2 separate regions of the Mus musculus genome follow, and region 2 is linked to region 1. The links are chromatin loops, found by intact Hi-C in ENCODE. Cell type or tissue: heart. All regions are shown on one strand. Each heading gives the region's core, and the rest is flanking DNA. Links, peaks and the distances in the headings are about the cores only.

Evidence for each region. Peaks named below come from ENCODE experiments on the same cell type or tissue, not always from the same donor. Only the 100,000 strongest peaks of a DNase experiment are listed, where the experiment ranks them.
Region 2: a loop joins it to region 1, with 2.5 times the contacts of the local background. A loop is called at or near these places in 8 of 42 quality-filtered maps.

Annotation. Positions count from the first base shown.
Region 1 is chr1:135,427,276-135,435,786 of GRCm38, reverse strand. Ipo9 (importin 9) reads left to right here and starts at 5,296. Exons shown (of 24, transcript NM_153774.1): 1 at 5,296-5,519. The coding sequence starts at 5,357. It overlaps Nav1 (neuron navigator 1), which reads left to right. Exons shown (of 30, transcript NM_173437.2): 30 at 1-1,207. In heart, for the core only: a CTCF peak has its summit at 5,182 (motif pointing right); a DNase peak (open chromatin) is centred at 5,286; H3K4me3 peaks cover 3,213 bases; H3K27ac peaks cover 1,960 bases.
Region 2 is chr1:135,377,605-135,386,115 of GRCm38, reverse strand. Ipo9 (importin 9) reads left to right here. Exons shown (of 24, transcript NM_153774.1): 23 at 113-189; 24 at 639-3,801. The coding sequence ends at 749. Among named protein-coding and RNA genes, the nearest start is that of Shisa4, 6.8 kb to the right of the region's middle. In heart, for the core only: a CTCF peak has its summit at 4,346 (motif pointing right); a DNase peak (open chromatin) is centred at 7,385; H3K4me3 peaks cover 435 bases; H3K27ac peaks cover 1,407 bases.

The DNA of each region.
Region 1 (8,511 bases), core at 417-8,416:
GATTTCCAAACTCACAAACTAGTTGCTATGGCCATGGAAGAGTTGAGACTTTGAGAAGTGGTTTTGTTTCAAATTTGTCAGTTCCCCTTCTATAAAAGCACTTTTGTGTAGAGTATTAAAAATCACTAGTATCGGGTCTCCTGAGCTCAGGGACTAAGCACTGGAAGGAGGGACTAAAGTCCAAGGCGAGCAGGAGTAAAACATTTACACCAAAATAACCCTCCTTACCATCCAGCCAGCTCCTGTGGCCTCATCCTGCATCCCAGCTCCTGTGGCCTCATCCTGCATCCCAGCTCCTGTGGCCTCATCCTGCATCCCAGCTCCTGTGACCTCATCCTGCCTCCCTGCATCCCAGCTCCTGTGGCCTCATCCTGCATCCCAGCTCCTGTGGCCTCATCCTGCATCCCTGCATCCCAGCTCCTGTGACCTCATCCTGCCTCCCTGCATCCCAGCTCCTGTGGCCTCATCCTGCATCCCAGCTCCTGTGGCCTCATCCTGCCTCCCTGCCTCCCAGCTCCTGTGACACCATCCTGCTTCCATGGCATTTCTCTAAGAAGGAAGATAAAAAAGAGCAAACTCCCACCCAGCAGCCAGTTTCCCATATAGCTCTGCTGCACCCCACCCCACTTCCTAATGCTGTTCGGTTTATTGCTTTTAACAAAACAAATTTATAGTGAGTTCCAGGCCCTGGTGGCTTCCTTTCCTCCCCCTCCCTATCCTGTTTTACACAGCACTGCTCATGTAAGAGTCTGTTTCTCAAATGCACGGCATTCCTCAGGTGGAGGATGGGCAAGAATGTTCACTTTTTAAAACTTACTGGGTAGAAAAATCCCAAACCAGGATATGTGTGTGTCTGTATGTTTGTCTTATTTTCTTCTCATTTGACCCTCACCATTCCAGTCTGTCCCCTTTTATACCTGATGTAGAAAAGGCAGAACTGAATCTGGAAAGCAAATTGTTGTATATAGTTGCGGTAACAATCACGAAGAGAGCTGGGCTGTCCCCTCAGTAATTCATTTTAAATGAAAAAAAATTGGTTGAAAATGAAATCCATGCCTTGGCCAGCTGAAATGGCCTTCCTCCATCGCCACTGAGGCTACCCTTCCCTGGGTCCTCTGCCGACCAGGCATGTCTCCATCCAGCAGATTTCATCTGTTTGCTGCCATTTGCGTTTCAATAAAGTTATCTCCTGTATTGTCCTCTGGTTTCTCTCTGCTTGGTTTCTGTGTCCATCTATCTTAATGCTTGGTATGCTATGACAAATAGCTCGTGGTCCTTTGCCTAACTCAGAAGCAAACCCCACCTGCTTTTAAATTACCCCAACCAAATGCTAATAAGCAGGAGTCTTTACTTCTGTTTTGTGGGCAGGAGAGAACCCTACTTTGTACACTGTGGACAGTTCTGTCCTGCATTATTTCAGCTGCAGATTATATGAGCAAAAGCAATGTGGGGAGGGTTTTTATTTCATCTTACAGGTTATAGTCCATTATAAAGGGAAGCCAAGGCCAGGAACTCTAGGAAGAGGCTTGGACCCACAGCCACTTAAGAGTGCTGCTTACTGGATTGCTCCCTTTGGTCTTAGCCTAGGCCCACCTGCCTGGGGATGGAACTAACTACAGTGGGCTGGCTTCCACTATGTCAATTAGCAATTAAGAAATGGTTCCCAAACTTGGCTACAGGCCAACCTGATGCAGTTAATTCTTCAGATGAGGTTCTTTCTTCACAGGTAATTCTAGTTTGTGTCAAGTTAATAGCTTAAGCTAACTATGACAGCTTCCCTTACCAGAAAGCAAGGCTTCCAGGCTTGGGGTGGGGGTGGGGGAAGGTCTTGAGTTCTCAATCTAGCCTCTAGACCAACGATCCTCAATCTGTGGGCCGAGACCCCTTTGGGGGTTGAATGACTCTTTCACAAGGGTCTGATGTCCTGCATATCAGATATTTACATTACAATTCATAACAGTAATGGAATTACAGTTATGAAGGAGCAACAAAAATATTATAGTTGGGGATCACAAAGTAACTATTAAAGGGTCACAGCATTAGGAAGGTTGAGAAACACATTTTCTTTTGGAAGCAAAACAAACTTGCCTCCAAGGACAGCTATTTTAATGGAGTTCAGTTTCTCCTGGCCACTGTAACACAGAAGAAAATAAGCCTTACTGTTCCCCACTATGGAGCTGCAGAATCAAGAGGCACTCTCTTTCCTCTGAAAGCACCATGGTGACACAGGCCACCTTGGCCCTCTTTGACAACCAGGAGGTAACAGATGGGTTTAGAGCACTCCTCAAGAATGTTCTTTTCAAAGAATTTTCAGATTAGGCCACTTAAGCTGCAGTCATTATCAGTTTAGCAACCAGTCTTGAGCTGTCTTTTGAAACTGCTAGCTGGTGAATAAGAGAAATGTTCCTAGAAAATATTCGCATCTAAGGCACTAAATCTTAGCAGCTTACCAAGAAACACCTGCTCCAAGTGCCAACAGCATAAGTCACTCCATCCCTCCTGCCACCGAGTGTGGCCTGCAGTTTAATCCCTTGCTCCAATCTCCTCCACTTGCTCTGTTGGGTGGAGGCTTTAGGTTGTGGCCATTTCCTGTGACCACCCTGGATAGCCATATTAAAGTACTCTTTCTCCCTCAGCCCTTCCATCGTGACTTCCCTGAAGTGGTGGTGGGAAGGATGTTGGGCTAACTTGATGGCTCATGGCTCAGGGGGCAGTGAAGTACTTGTCACACCTGACAACCTGAGTGACATAAACGGGGCGGAAGATAAACTCCACACTAAGTTATCCTCTAACCTCTACAGGTGTCCCAAGGCATGGCGCGCACGCGTACACGTGTACACACACACACACACACACACACACACACACACACACACACTTTAAAAAAACGTTTTATTGATTTCTTTGTGAATTTCACATCATGTACCCCAATTCCACTCATCTTCCCATCCCTTCATATCTGCCCTCCACTCTTGCAAACCCCTCCCCCCCAATAAAATAGAATAAAACAAAAAACAAACAAACAAAAAAAAGAAAACCCCAAATATCTAGTTGTGGGAACTGTAGTATGTCATAGTGTGTCACCCAGTACACCCTTTTGTCCACATATCTTTACTTGCAAATGTTCTTTGCAGAGAGTCCTTGGTCTGTTGCGAGGGCTCTGGGTTCTGCTACACTACCACTCCTGGATCCTCATGGGGACTCCTCTCAGATCTCCTGTTGTTGGTCTGTGTCGTGGAGATCCTGCAGCTCTGGATCTGCAGGACCAGCCCCTTTACATACTCTAGCAGATCATAGATGGGGTAGATGTTGGAATAGGCAAACTCAAAGCCCTGGATCTGGGCCTGGGTAGCTGAGTTGGTCAGCCCGCCCCTGCACCCCCAGGGTAAGCTCTCCAGTAGCTCAGCAGCACAGTCAGTAAGAGGCGGCCTCAACTCTTCTCTCAGATCCGCATGGATGTCTCACCGGTGCATTCGACACTGGGGCCAGCTCTACTGTGCTGCCCAGGCAAGGTGCAGGGCCCACTCTCCTAAGGTGAGGGGCAGGGCCAGCTCTCCCACCTACTGCAGGTAGAGAGGGGTCGGGTGGGGTAAGGGCATCTCTCCCTTGCCGGCCACAATCCACAGCAGACAAGGTGCAGGGCCTTCTGTGTTCATGTCCTCAGGGCTAGCTTACCCAGTCCCTTGCCCTCAGGGTCAGCTCTACTATGTTGCCCAGGCGAGGGGCAGGGCCAGCTCAGAATAGTGCCTCAGGCAGCAGTCCTGACCAGGGACATCTGCATGGCCTTTGGTGGTAAAACAGCCTGGGATATCAACACAGACCTGGTTGCCATAGGACCTCTAACCCAGACAGGTGGACCCCCGAAGCAGTATGGATCCAGATGTCCCACGGTATCAAGTGCAGCCATTCAGATTAGCATGTCTCCCCTCCCTCTGGCAGCATGCCTCTCAGATATCCACATGGTCTCTGGTAGCAGCCCAGACCACTGACATCCACTTTGCCTTTGATGCTAATTCAGGTGCCAGACATTGACACAGACTGCAACTCCAGCTGCAGCAGGACCAGGAACCCAGACATGGCCCTTGGGGGCAGCTGGAGCCAGGACCTCAGCATGGCCTCCTCATATCCCCCTATTCTTCACTGCCTTCAAGTCCCTAGTTCCACCTTTCTCCACAGTATATGAACCCTTCAGCTTGGTTTCCTCCTCCATCTCCACCACACTCCCCATCTTTCCCATCTCCCCATCACACATTCATCCATCGTAGTGGTAGCCACGGCAGGTGCTTGGGTGTCTTTCATCCGGCCTCCCCCAACACTTTTTAAAAAATTAAGTAATGCTATATATTTGCAGGATTCACTCATAGTAGTCACACTCATAGAATCACTCTAGAGCCATGTGTGGTGGCACATACCTGCAATCTCTGCAATGGGGGAGGTGAAAACAGAAAGATCAAGATAAGGGAGTTCAAGGCCAGTGTGGGCTACAGAGCAAGTTTGAGGCTAGTCTGGGCCACATATGACCTTGTCTCAAAACAAGATAACGACAAATAGGTAGATAATATTTTTTTTAAAAAAATCATTCTAGAAAAATGCTCCTTCGCCTGTAGGTAGTCTCCCCTGGACAGCCCTTTTTGACATTGGGTTCATCTAAGCTAAAAAGCTAGAAGACTGGATTTTTCTAAAGCAACCACTCCCCACTGCCAATTTCACTTCAGTTTTTCTGCGTGTCTCCTTTTCCCTGTCCGCTCCCCAGCATCTTAGGATCTCTAAAGCTAAACTGTAAACGGAGCCAACTGAATAACTGCTGTTTTTAGTTGAGGGGAGGGGTGTTAGTTTTAAAAAGATGCTATTCTGACCCCCTTCCTTAAGGCCCGACCTCTGTCCTAACTCATCTTAAATCTGGGCCTAGAATCATGCAGGTAGAGAGCGGTGATGGGCGAGGCGAGGGAGGGCATCTACAATCCCACTACAATCCACAGCAGACAAGGTGCAGGGCCTTCTGTGCTCACGCCCTCGGGATTAGCTTTCTTGCTCCCTTGCCATCAGGGCCTTGCCATCAAAGGTTACGCGCCTTTATTCCAAGCGCGTTTTCTAACAGCGCGTGCGACTTCAGGACTACAAACCGTTATGAGAATTCTGTGTGTGCATAGACGCCCAAAGCTTTCCTGGCCCGCGAATCGCGGTTCGGTTCCGGCAGCAGAAGGCGCTGTCTCCCGAGGCTGCGCTCTATCCCCGCCCCCCGCCCGCTCCCGCGTACTTAGGTGCGCAGGCGCGGCTTCGCGGATTGGCCGTACGCGGGAGCCGTCATTCGGTGGCGGGTCCCGGCCGCGGGGCTGGCGGGCTGAGGGGAGGAAAGATGGCGGCAGCGGCGGCAGCTGGTGCGGCTTCTGGGCTGCCGGGTCCAGTGGCACAGGGATTGAAGGAGGCGTTGGTGGATACCCTCACCGGAATCCTGTCCCCGGTGCAGGAGGTGCGGGCGGCTGCAGAGGAGCAGATTAAGGTGCTGGAGGTGACAGAGGGTGAGTGAGGCGGGACCGTCACGAGGATGGTTCGGACCAGGGCCGGCCGCACAGTCCGCTGACCGTAGGGATTTGGGGATCTTGAGCCAGCGGAGAGGTGGGCGTCAGGAGTGGATTAGGAAACGTGGGGGTGGGGGTGCCGCTGGTGGCTGGGAAAGTCCTAGAAGAAGGGTGGCGCGTCTGAAAGGAAAGGGTCGGGGGAGGTGGAGCCTTAGCGGGGATGGGGTGGGGGAAGACTTGAAAAGATAGATAGATAGTGGCGGGGTTCTGCCGAGGACAGAAATGAAGTTCGACGTGGTGCTGGCGGTGTCGCGCAATCTAGATGATCTCTGAGCCCAAGACAAGGTCTTTTTGCCGTTTTCTTCACCAGCTCTGTTGTAGTGGGATCAGGGAAGGGAGCTAGAGAAGAGCCAGAAGTAAGGCCCTTAAGGAGGCGGCCACCATCGAACAAGTTTCAGCATCAGAGTTTTAAATCTGGCTGGTTGTTCAGACACATCACGTTTTCCTAGAAATCAACTCAATCCGATGCATACGACGCTTCACTTTCCGACCATGCTTCCCGTTTGTTTTTTGTTTTTTAAAGACTTAATGGCAATTATTAAATTACTGTGCATTTCTATGTACAGGAACCGATCTTCCTTTGTTTTAGATTCTTTGTTCTCATCCTCCCGTTATGTTCTTTAACGTGTTAGAGAAGAAACTATTAGCTTGACGTTTTCTTTTAATTTCCTGTTTAGTGGGCTTTCAGCGGGCCTGTTTTCACAAAGAACAGAAAAAAGGGTCAAGTCTCCTTGGTCTTTATGTAAGAAACGTACCTGATTCGGAATTCCAGATCCTCGGAATCCCCAAGCTCAAGGGAATATTTCCACTGCTCCTTAAACTTAGGCTTCCTCAGAAATATGGGAGATTGTTTCCATATTTGACCAACCACCCTCAAAGCCTTGAGTTAATACTCCTGCAGGACTTTTTATTGAAAAGAAGTGGATGTGGTGGGGGAACCTCCCTTGAATTTAGTTTTTATATCCTCTAATATGACCAACTATTGAAGGCAAGTTTCCTTCTGTTGGGACTATTGGGATTTAATAGGTTAGAGACTATTTTGAAAGGCCAGGTGTAGTTTTATAACATTACCAGACTCTTAAGAGAGGGAACCGTGAATGGAAGAAAGCTATTGGAACGAAGCACATAACTAACTTGTCCTGAGGTTTCTAGGTCAAATTCCTTGACTTTACAGTTCATGCCTCTGCCTCCCTCGGTATAAAGAAAGAACGCTGATGGGCAGAAACCTTACTAAGTTTAACTTGTTACTTGCATTTAGTTGCTGGGCTGATGCAAACCGATCCTTAATTAAACCTCCCATGAATGATACCCAGTGTTTGAGCTAATCCCAAATGTATGGCTGTCACCTTAACTGTGAAAGGCCGGCTTATGTTTAGACTGTACAATAGTTCTAGTCTTACTCTGATTTCTTCTTCAACTCATAGCCAGATGCTATGGCCTCATCTAGGGCACAGCCACCTATACCGTCCTTGAGATCGTTTTGAAGTTCTTGTCACCTACTCTTGTTACCTTTTGGGATCTTGAAATCAAAAGTACAGAATTTCGATCTGATCACTGATGAGTAAATTGATAAAGGCCACCTCAGTTCTCCCTCCTGTCCCCATAACCTACTGATAATGTGTGAGTGGCCTGCTGAGAGGCAGGGGCAAGCTCTGATACAGTAACAGGAATGGCGGCTGGTAGTGAGGTATATGACTCAAGTACAGAATGTGGTTACAGAGGTGGATCAAGTCTGGAGTTGAATATAGTAATATTGGCTTTAAAATAGTCTTCAGTGGCTTTAAAATAGTCTTGTCCCCTTCTATACCTGTTTTTATTTAGAGGATAGTGGTTCATTCCTTAAGAGTCTTTTCCGGGAGGGGTCTTTAACAGTAATCTCTCCCATTGGGTCCTGAGCATCTCCAATTTTACATACTGGCTAACTCTGAGATACTTTCTAAAGGTTCGCTTCTAACAGCTTCTTTGGCTGTGGCCCTTCTTTACATGAAATGACAGCACCTGGTCTCCTAGGGGGAGTTCACGAGCTTCTTAGTCCTGGATGGTGAGGAAATTGTTTCTGTAATGAAAATGTTTCTTGAGCTCCTGCTCTTGCCCTGTCCCTAAGCACTGGGATCTAGGGGAGCCTGCAGACTTTGCATAGTTAGAGCCTCGTTGTCACTGAGTGTCACTCGGAGTCGTGTGGTAGCCAGCAGACAATTGTCCCCTTTTTCCTAAGAGGATTAGAGTTTGAGTTCGATTAGCAGAGTTTGTAAAAATTTAGTTCTGCCCACATAGGGTAAAAGTAAAAGTGTTTTTATTTATTAGCATGTTCTTGTAATTGTTTCATTTGTAGACTGACATATGTCAAGCATACATTAACATGGGCATCAGACAAGAGATGTGTAGATTCCCAAAGGTCTATTGACTCTGAATCTTAATGTTCTGTCAACAACAACTGCTGCTGTTGCTTCTTCTTCTCCTTCTCCTCCTCCTCCTTCTTCTCCTCCTCCTTCTACTTCTCGTCCTCTTCCTCCTCTTCCTCCTTCTCCTTCCTCTTCCACTGTTTTAATTCCGCTTATGGTAAGACTGCTTTCCGATGTCACCTCTTTGTTTCTGGCATGTTGATGCTTTGCTTCTTTCCTCTTTCAGTTCCCTACTTTGCTTCAAGAAGAACCCTAAGTGCTCGAATGCGTACCTTCCATGTGCGGTCCTGTGTTCTCTAGCTAGCAGAGCTGACAGTTTTGTAAAAATAACTAGGTTTAGACCTGTCTTTTTTTCCTCTTGCTACTTATTTTTATTTGTTAGAAATGAATACATGCATACCTCCACTCACACACATCATTTGCCCTTAACTACGTTTTTTGTCTTTTTTCTTTTTCTTTTCTTTTCTTCCTTTTTTCTTCTATGCTTAGGGTTGAACCCAGGGCCTTATGCATTCTAGCCAGGCACGCAT
Region 2 (8,511 bases), core at 159-8,158, 49 kb after region 1:
GATGTTCCTTGGGCTTTTGCCCCTTCCGCCTGCCTCAGCCATGCAGTAAACGCATCTTTGGCCTGATGATGGGCCTCTGTCCTGACTCGCCTGTGTTGGCTGTGTCTAACAGAGGAGGATTACTATGAAGACGATGAGGAAGATGACCCCGATGCCCTGAAGGATCCTCTCTATCAGATTGATCTGCAGGTGAGGGTGTCCATAGAAGATTCTTACGAGTAATATCGTTCAAGCCATGGAAACAATATAATGGGTTCAAATCCATTCATGGTTCGTCATTAGAACTGCAAGAAAGTGGGGATGGGTGGCTGTCTGTTTGGGTGCTCAGAGCCCTGGGGCAGAGGGGGTGCTGGGATTTTTATCCAGTCATCTGTACCAGCAATAATCACTCAAAAGTGAGTCTACTTTGTGAAAGTTCTCTGGGTGGAATAGGAGATGGAGCCTTGGAAATATTTTTGGGTTCCCTATAGCATTCTGTCACGTATGTATATCAGTTCCACGGATGTGAAAACTACCCCTTAGGAAGCAGGCATTGTCTGAAAGCCAGCATTCCTGTACCGCTTGCTGGTGGTCCTTGTCCTGCTGCATGCTGTTGGCCTTGGGGATGCTTGCTGATGCCTCTCTCCTTCTTCCTGCAGGCGTATCTCACAGACTTCCTTTGCCAGTTTGCTCAGCAGCCCTGTTACATAATGTTTTCATGCCACCTTAACGACAACGAGAGGCGGGTCCTACAGACTATCGGCATCTAAAAAGGAGAGTCTTCAGCCTGTGCTTCCTCTCCTGGCCCAGCCACAGAACATTCTACCGCCCTCTCTGGCCTTGAGATGCACTTTTTCTCAGCCTGGAGTGGCTTCTGGCCGTCGGCCTGGACAGTGATACTGACACTCAGCCCTTGCTTACCAGGGCTGGCATTTTAAAAGCTAAAGCAAAGAACATTTATCAAAGTCCTGTGAAGATACCCCAAATCTGGAACTGTCTTTCTCCCCAGCTCTGCCCCCTTCATTCCTAGCATCCTCTGTTGGCCAGACCAGAAACATTGATACCGAGGATGTGGGTTCCTGGTTATTTTGCCCCACTTCAGGAGCACAGGAATTCATTTCCATTAATACTCAGAAGCATATCTGTTTCTTTCATAGGACATCTGATGTGTTCAGTTAGGAGCCCCGTGAGAGATCATTCTGCCTATGCCTTCTGCCCTCGGCCAGTGATGCTCTAGGTTTTCAGTAAGGAGAAGCTGGAGCCGCCACGTACTAAGCCATTTCCAGTAACTTCACCTTCATGCTTTCCTCATGCAACACTAAGGGTCCTCTGTCAAAGGCTCCATATTCCCATCTTTGCTTCGTTGCATGACACAGCCCCTCCCCCAGGCTGTTCCTATATATACATGCATACACAAAGCAAGCCAGACAGACGGCAACTTGTCTTTTTTTTTTTTTTTTAAGAAAAAAAATCAGGAAAGAGATTTTTATTTCTAAATCTGCTTGACCCATCTATATTTAATATGCCTCTTCTGCACATAACCACAGAGTCTGATATTCAAAGGTATCCCTATCCCTCAGGAATCCTCTGAAGTGGTTGAGTTGTAGCCCTTGAATTTACAACATGTATTTTTCTAGGACAGTAAAGCGATCTTTACAAATGAATTTAGTCTGCATACTCTAAGGTGTCTCAACACCTCCACCTTCTGTTTCTTCCTTCCAGAAGCAAAGTAAAAAACAGAAGAAAGCATAGCATATTTTAGCATCCTACTGTGATTTGGCAAGCAGCTCAAAAATCTTAGAGAACTGGTATTTTTCATCCAAATATGTTTAAAGAGTCAGTGGTACAGCGTGCGGAGGATGGCCCAGGGTTCGGTCCCCAGTACTACAAAAATAAGGACATCCTGCAGTGGGGTTCCCTCGTATTATGAGTTGAGAATGGGTGAAGATTAAGAGCAGAGTAGTTGCCCCATGCTCCCTTTGTTTGGTAGTGCCCGGGTCTGCTGCTCCATTTTTAATAGCTGGAGCTTTTTCTTTGGGGTGATGCTTTAACAAAAAGGAAAGGGGATGTAGTGGTCTTGAGCTCCACTTAAGCAGAAGGCGTATAAGGCCTTTCCTGGGACCAAAGGACTTGGCAGCTTGTTACTGACTGCGCCACCAGATGTCCTTAGTGCTCAACCTTGAGTTCAGAAGCACTAACTAAAGTTTCCACTTTTATTTTTAAGAGCCTAAGAAAGTGTGTATAGTTGTCTTCTGGCTGGCGGTGTGGAGACCAGTATTGCCTCTGCCCTTGCTGCTTTTCCTCCTGAAGTTGAAGTTCCTGATAAAGAGAAATGATAACATACCTGTCCAGTGGTACCCAAAAACACCACAGTAAGAGCTTTGGAACCTCGTTCTATAGTTGACCTCAAAGTCAACTGGATTTGGTGCTAAAAACAGTAGACCATTCCACATGATTAAGTTGTCTAATGGTTTTGTCACATTAGAGTGGTACCAGGTTAGCAGCACTGGCCTGCTGAGTTTGAGGAAGCTTGGAGACCCCAGTTCATATGCCGACAGTGATGTGGGTTCATTCTAAGCCTGCACATTAGAACAGTTCCCAGTGTGTAGTGCCAAAATTAGTCCAAAGGGTCTGTCCTGTTCTCATGGTTCACTTTTGGTAGGAGGGCTAAGCTCCTGGCTTAAGAAAACTTGAAAAGCAGGTTTGTAGGAAGCCATCCTGGCCAACATACATAACTGATTGGAAGTGGAGGGGCTTCTGCACCCTGGTGGACAGATGCTTGTGTTTTCAGAGCAATTAACTCCTGCAACAGTGAAATCTCCCATCCTGCCGAGAGACTGTTCCTGAGAGCAAGGAGAAAGTTCTGTTGGTGTGACGAAGTTGAACTCTGGCTCATATTTTATCTCCTATGAAAGCCAACTTCATTTGGGAAAGGGGTGAGGCAGACCGTTGAAGACTAAGAAAAGACCAGTGAACTCATGAGAGGTGTGGGCTCCCTATGATCAAAGGTTTCCAGGTTGTGGGTGAAACACTGGAGAGCTAGAAAGCAGATGAGATTCCAAGAAAGAGTTGTTCCGCTAACCCCTGACTAAGACGCATGAACCTACAACAGATGGTTCGAAAGCAGATGACTGTCAGCGGGGAAAGCAGTGGCTGGGGCTGAGAGAGGTGGTCATTGTGAGCTAGGAGCTAAAGTGGTGAGCTAATGAAAGCAAGCCTCAGCTCTTGTTAGCTGTCCTAAGTACCCCAGAGAAGTAAAGTGAGCACTGACCAGCCGAGCGACAAGTCAGCCTTCGTGGGAGAACGGGGGTGGGTCTTTACTGTGGAGATGAGTGGGTTGATTTATGCCAGGACATTTGAAGCCATTTGCAAAAGAAACTGACCTACACAAGGAAAGAATGCTCATCAAATCTTAGATGACAGGAAACCCCTGGGAAGGGTGACATTTAGGATCCAAGTAGATCAAGTATAAGAAAAGGAGTTTGGCGACAGTATTTATCGGGAAGATTAAAGATTTGGAGTACTGTGTACCTCATTAAAAGTACTGAGTGTTAGGAGTCCAAAAAACTCCAGTGTGGGCCCAGGTTATGGTCTAGGATACTGCAGATTTTCCTCCACCTCTGTCCCTCTCAGGGATCCTGACCAATGACAATACTCTGTAAAAGGACATCCAAGACCTAGACTGTTTAGAGGAAGTGGTGACATGGCTGAGAAGGCTGGGCTCAGGACAGCCTCAGCACTCATGGGTTTGTTCAGACAAGCGCTGCACTGCACCAGGCCAGCTGTGCCCTGAGGACGGAATAAAAAGTGCATTTCTGGCTCTTCTGTCTCCTGTCAGTTTCAGTGACTATTAAGCTTCTGTCAGATACAGTAGGCCAGTGCCTTAGGTTTTTTCAAGAAGCTGGCCCAGGGCTCCATGGTGGTGCCCACCTTAAATTCCAGCACTAAAGAGACAGGCAAATCTCTGAGTCCAAGGTCAACTTGGCCTACAAAGCAAGTTCCTGGCCCATAAGACCTTGTCTTGGAGTGGGGCAAGGGAAGCTGATTATGAGATCAGAAATCAATGACAAATGAGGCAAGTATTATCAGAAAAATGGGTACTGTGTACTGTCACCTCCACCCCCAAAGAAAGACTGGGCTAGCAGTAATGGCATTGAAGCCGAGTTACTGGCATGAAGAAGGTGACCCTTCAGTGAAGCATCTTGCTAAAATGTGAGCGCTGAGATGCCAAGCTGGTGGACGTGTCTATGTGGATGACCTCACACCTGCCAACCCTGCAGAAGTCCTTTTTCTTTTTTAAGATGTATTTATTATTGTACATAAGTACACTGTAGCTGTCTTCAGATGCACCAGAAGAGGGCGTCAGATCTCATTACTGATGGTTGTGCGCCACCATGTGGTTGCTGGGATTTGAACTCAAGGCCTTTGGAAGAGCAGTCAGTGCTCCTACCCACTGAGCCATCTCGCCAGTCTGCAGGTGCTTTTCCTTAACCCTTTTATGAATAAAGGAGAGCAGATACTGAATGTTACCTGCTAGTGTGAGATTACTGTCCAAGAAGCCTGTACTTAACGATAGTTGCTCTTACCTCTCCAGTCAGACAAAGGGAGGGTAGGATATTCTATAGGGGTGGGAGGTGACTAAGATAAGATTGTCATGAAACAATTGCATCTGAAGGGATCTTTTATAAGCACAGTAGAAATGTTAGAATGAACTGGGCTTGGTAAAACAACTATCCGGACATGGTGGCGCACGCCTTTAATCCCAGCACTCAGGAGGCTGAGGCAGGTGGATTTCTGAGTTCGAGGCCAGCCTGGTCTACAAAGTGAGTTCCAGGACAGCCAGGGCTACACAGAGAAACCCTGTCTCGAAAGACCAAAACAAACAAACAGAAACCCACACAACTGTAATGTCAGTGGTGTGGAGGGAGAAGTGGGCAGAACTCTAGTTTCTGGTCAAGCAGGGCTACATAGTGAACCCCTGTCTTAAAAAAAAAAACAAAAGTGGAGCCTGATGTATAGTGTACTGGTAGAGCACTCAGTTAGCATTCATGAGACCCAGGGTTCTACACCAGCTAGAAAAAAAACATTATTGTGATTCCTGGAGTCTAGGCCAAAAATAAAAGCTGTAAAGATAAGCTGAGCCAAATGGCGAGGAGGCTCCAACAAGGCCTGCTTCCTCCAGAGAAAGGCTCTCCACCTAAGAGAAACTAAAAGGGGTTTGGAGCCTGAGCTGCAGTTGGAGGCGATGGAAGGTAGGAACACCATCTGGCAGCAGAGCTGAGTGGAAGAGCGGCAGCATGTGCTGAGACCGGAACCAGGCTAGAAGAGATGAGTCAGTGAAGCCTTGCGAAGGCTTGATGACCCCCGGGGGAGAGGTTCCCCAAAGGAACTCAGTGTTACCAGGTCCTCTGCATCAGGGGTCAAGTGTTCTGTTGGTAGTCATATGGCCAAAGCCCCACTCCCACAGACTGACACTAGATCTCAGTGCTTTATGAAGATCCCAGCAGCAAGCAGCCAAACGTACATGTTAATAAAATTACGAACTCAGTGACCCATTTGCCTTTCTGTGAGGATAACGCAGGTTGGCACCAGCCAGCTAATGATCTCATTTTTTTGTTTTGTTTTTAGATGATAACAAAAGGTCTCTCATGCCTGTGTGGCAAGCATGCATTGAGAAGGAGAACAGTGAGCCCCAGGCCTGACTAGAAGGCCCAGGGAGCCCTTCAAGTCTTGGCAGAACAATATAGCTGGAAAGGGGGTTGGGACAGGAACCTTGCTTTCCCTGCCTGTAAAATGGGGGACTGATGCCCAGCTCCCCGGAACGTGAGAAGAGCCCCATCCTAGCCCCCGCCACAGAGCGGGAGCTAGCTGTATGACTTGCCTGGTTGGATTTGACTGTGACTCAATTCAGCCCCACAGATGCCAGTGCCGCTGCTAAATCAAGGCTTGGTGAGCCTTTGGGAGGACAGCTCTGTAGAGCTGCCCCAGCTCCCACCTGCTACCCACTATGCAATTTTCCCATGGTTATCTGTGACAAATTATTGGTGTAATGGTTTGCTCTCGCTTCCCCACCACCACCACCACCACCTCTCATTCTCAGAACGTAATTAAAGTCTTTGTAATTCATCACCTTAGTGGGGTTTGAAAGGTGGAAAACCACTCTTGAGGATAGCTACACTTCTAGATCCAACTCGGGAAGCTCAGCTGAAATCAAACCCAGAGCCTCCTGGAGGGAGGGGGAGGGTAAAAAGAGGGGCCTAGACTCCCACAGTAGGAAGTCCCCTGAGCCTGAGTCAGGACCTGGGAACGGACTTTGGAAGAAGGCCACAGGGGATATCTGAAGAGCACTATATCTAGGATGTATACATGGGCCAGAACTTACTGCATATTGTGAGTATGTGTTAAAACCAGAGGAAACAGGCCTGGAGTGCTTACCCCAGAGTTTGGCACTAAATTCCCCCACTAGGTGGTAGGGTAGACTCAGTCTGATCCATTTCAATTTAAAAAAAAATTTTTTTTTCAACCAGGTGTGCATACCTTTAATCTCAGCACTTAGGAGACAGAAGCAGGTGGGCAGGCTAACCTCTGACTTCAAGGCCAGCCTGGTCTATATATAGTGAGTTCCGGGACAGCTAAGAGTACACAGAAAACTCTGTCCCAAAAAGAAGAAATCATTTTTACATCTGACTTTGTAGTTGAGCAGATTCTTAACTCTCATTTCCCTCGACAGCTTCTCTCCTCATCCCTGACCAGAAGGTTAGCTAGCAATGGCAGAGAAGCCAGGCCAGTGACACCTTAGCTTCACCTTAAGCCCTCTCCAGCCAGAAAGACAGGGTGGAGTTTCTACAAGAGAGCAGCAAGACCAGAGGGGTCAGGTGGCTTTGAGCTAGCAGTCAGGAAGTGGCAGAGCAGGACACGTAGTTTGTGGTTCACAACATGGGCTCTGGAGCCAGGCTGGATTTTGAGTCTGTGCAGGACCACATGCCAGCTTTGATAATTTTGGGCAAGATGTATTTAAAATTTCTATCTTTCCAAATCCACAGAACAGGTATGTTGGTATCTGTACCACAGGGGACTGTAAGAATTAAATAAAGCCAGTACAATACAAAGCACTTTGAAGTGAGGCTTAGGTTTAGTTTGCTAGTATGACCTTGAATCTAATGGAATTATCATCACCTAAATGTGTTAAGAAAGTTCCTGTGCGTCCGAATTCAACAGTTCCCATCTGTGCTAGGATGGCTGCACACAAACCCCAGCTGGAGTGCTGAGTTTTGAGACGAGGATCTGGCCCTAAGCTCTTCCCAGGAGAGGGGACAGACAGGAGAGCTGTAAACAGCCTTCGCACTCACTCTCAGATCTCAAAATAACTTGTCTGCCCCCACCCTGCCCAGCTGGCAGAGCTGCAGGCTGAGTAAAGTGCCATTTAAAGATAACCTGGCACTCTCCATACACCTCACTGCCTGGGCGGCTCCTAGGGCCAGACAGACTGCCTAAGACGGTGGCCGCTCCTTCCACTCGCACCAGTTCATCTACCCGCTTCATCCTCCATGCTGGAGTCCACACTGCAGTAGCTTCACTCAGCTTGCAGAGAACACTGCAGACCAGCAGGAGCCTGGCATTCTGAGAGGTCCTTGAAGACATTATAAACCCTCTGGAGGAAGAGTACCCCTTTCTATCAGTAGCTGGGTGGCAGGGTGACACCCCACACTGGCCAGTACCTTTGACCTCCCCTCAAAGGTGCCCACTACTACAAGAACAAATATAAAGAACACTATCTTTTGCAAGTCTTCACTCCCGTTCCTCAGTCTTTGCTCCATGGTCCTCTCAGGACTTGGGTCCACTATGGAAATACAGCGCATGCTCACTATTCATTTCTGTGCTTCAGCATCCCCTGTCAAGAAGGGCCAGTCGGGAAGTAGTGGGTCACGTGCTTCTGCCAGCACTGAGAGTTTTGAGGCAAGGCCACCCTTTGTCCATGACTGTGTGCATGTTCGTACATGAGAATCCCAACCTGCGTGGGCACCCTCGCTCTGAATCCTAATCCCCTATCCTAGAATTTTCCAAACACAAAGCCACTGACGTAACTGGGTATGGTAGTTCACGCCCTCAATCCCAGCACTTGGGAGGCAGAGGCAGCTGGATCTCTATGAGTTAGAGGCCAGCCTTCAAGCTCCAGGCCAGCCAGGGCTATACATGAGAATCTGTTTTTGTTTCGTTTTGTTTTAAAGGGGGGAGGGGTCAGGGGAGTGGGCCAGTGAGATGGGTCAGCTGAAAAATGCAATCATTGCCAAGCCTAAAGACCTGAGTTAAGATCCCTCGAACCTACATGTTGGGAGGAGAAAATGAATTCTTACAATTTATCCTCTTACCTAATGTCACACAAATAAAAGTAATAAAGTGTTTTGTTTTTTATAAACAAGATACCAGTGCTGGAGAGATGGCTCAGAGGTTAAGAGCACTGACTGCTGTTCCAGAGGTCCTGAGTTCAATTCCCAGCAACCACATGGTGGCTCACAAACATCTGTAATGACA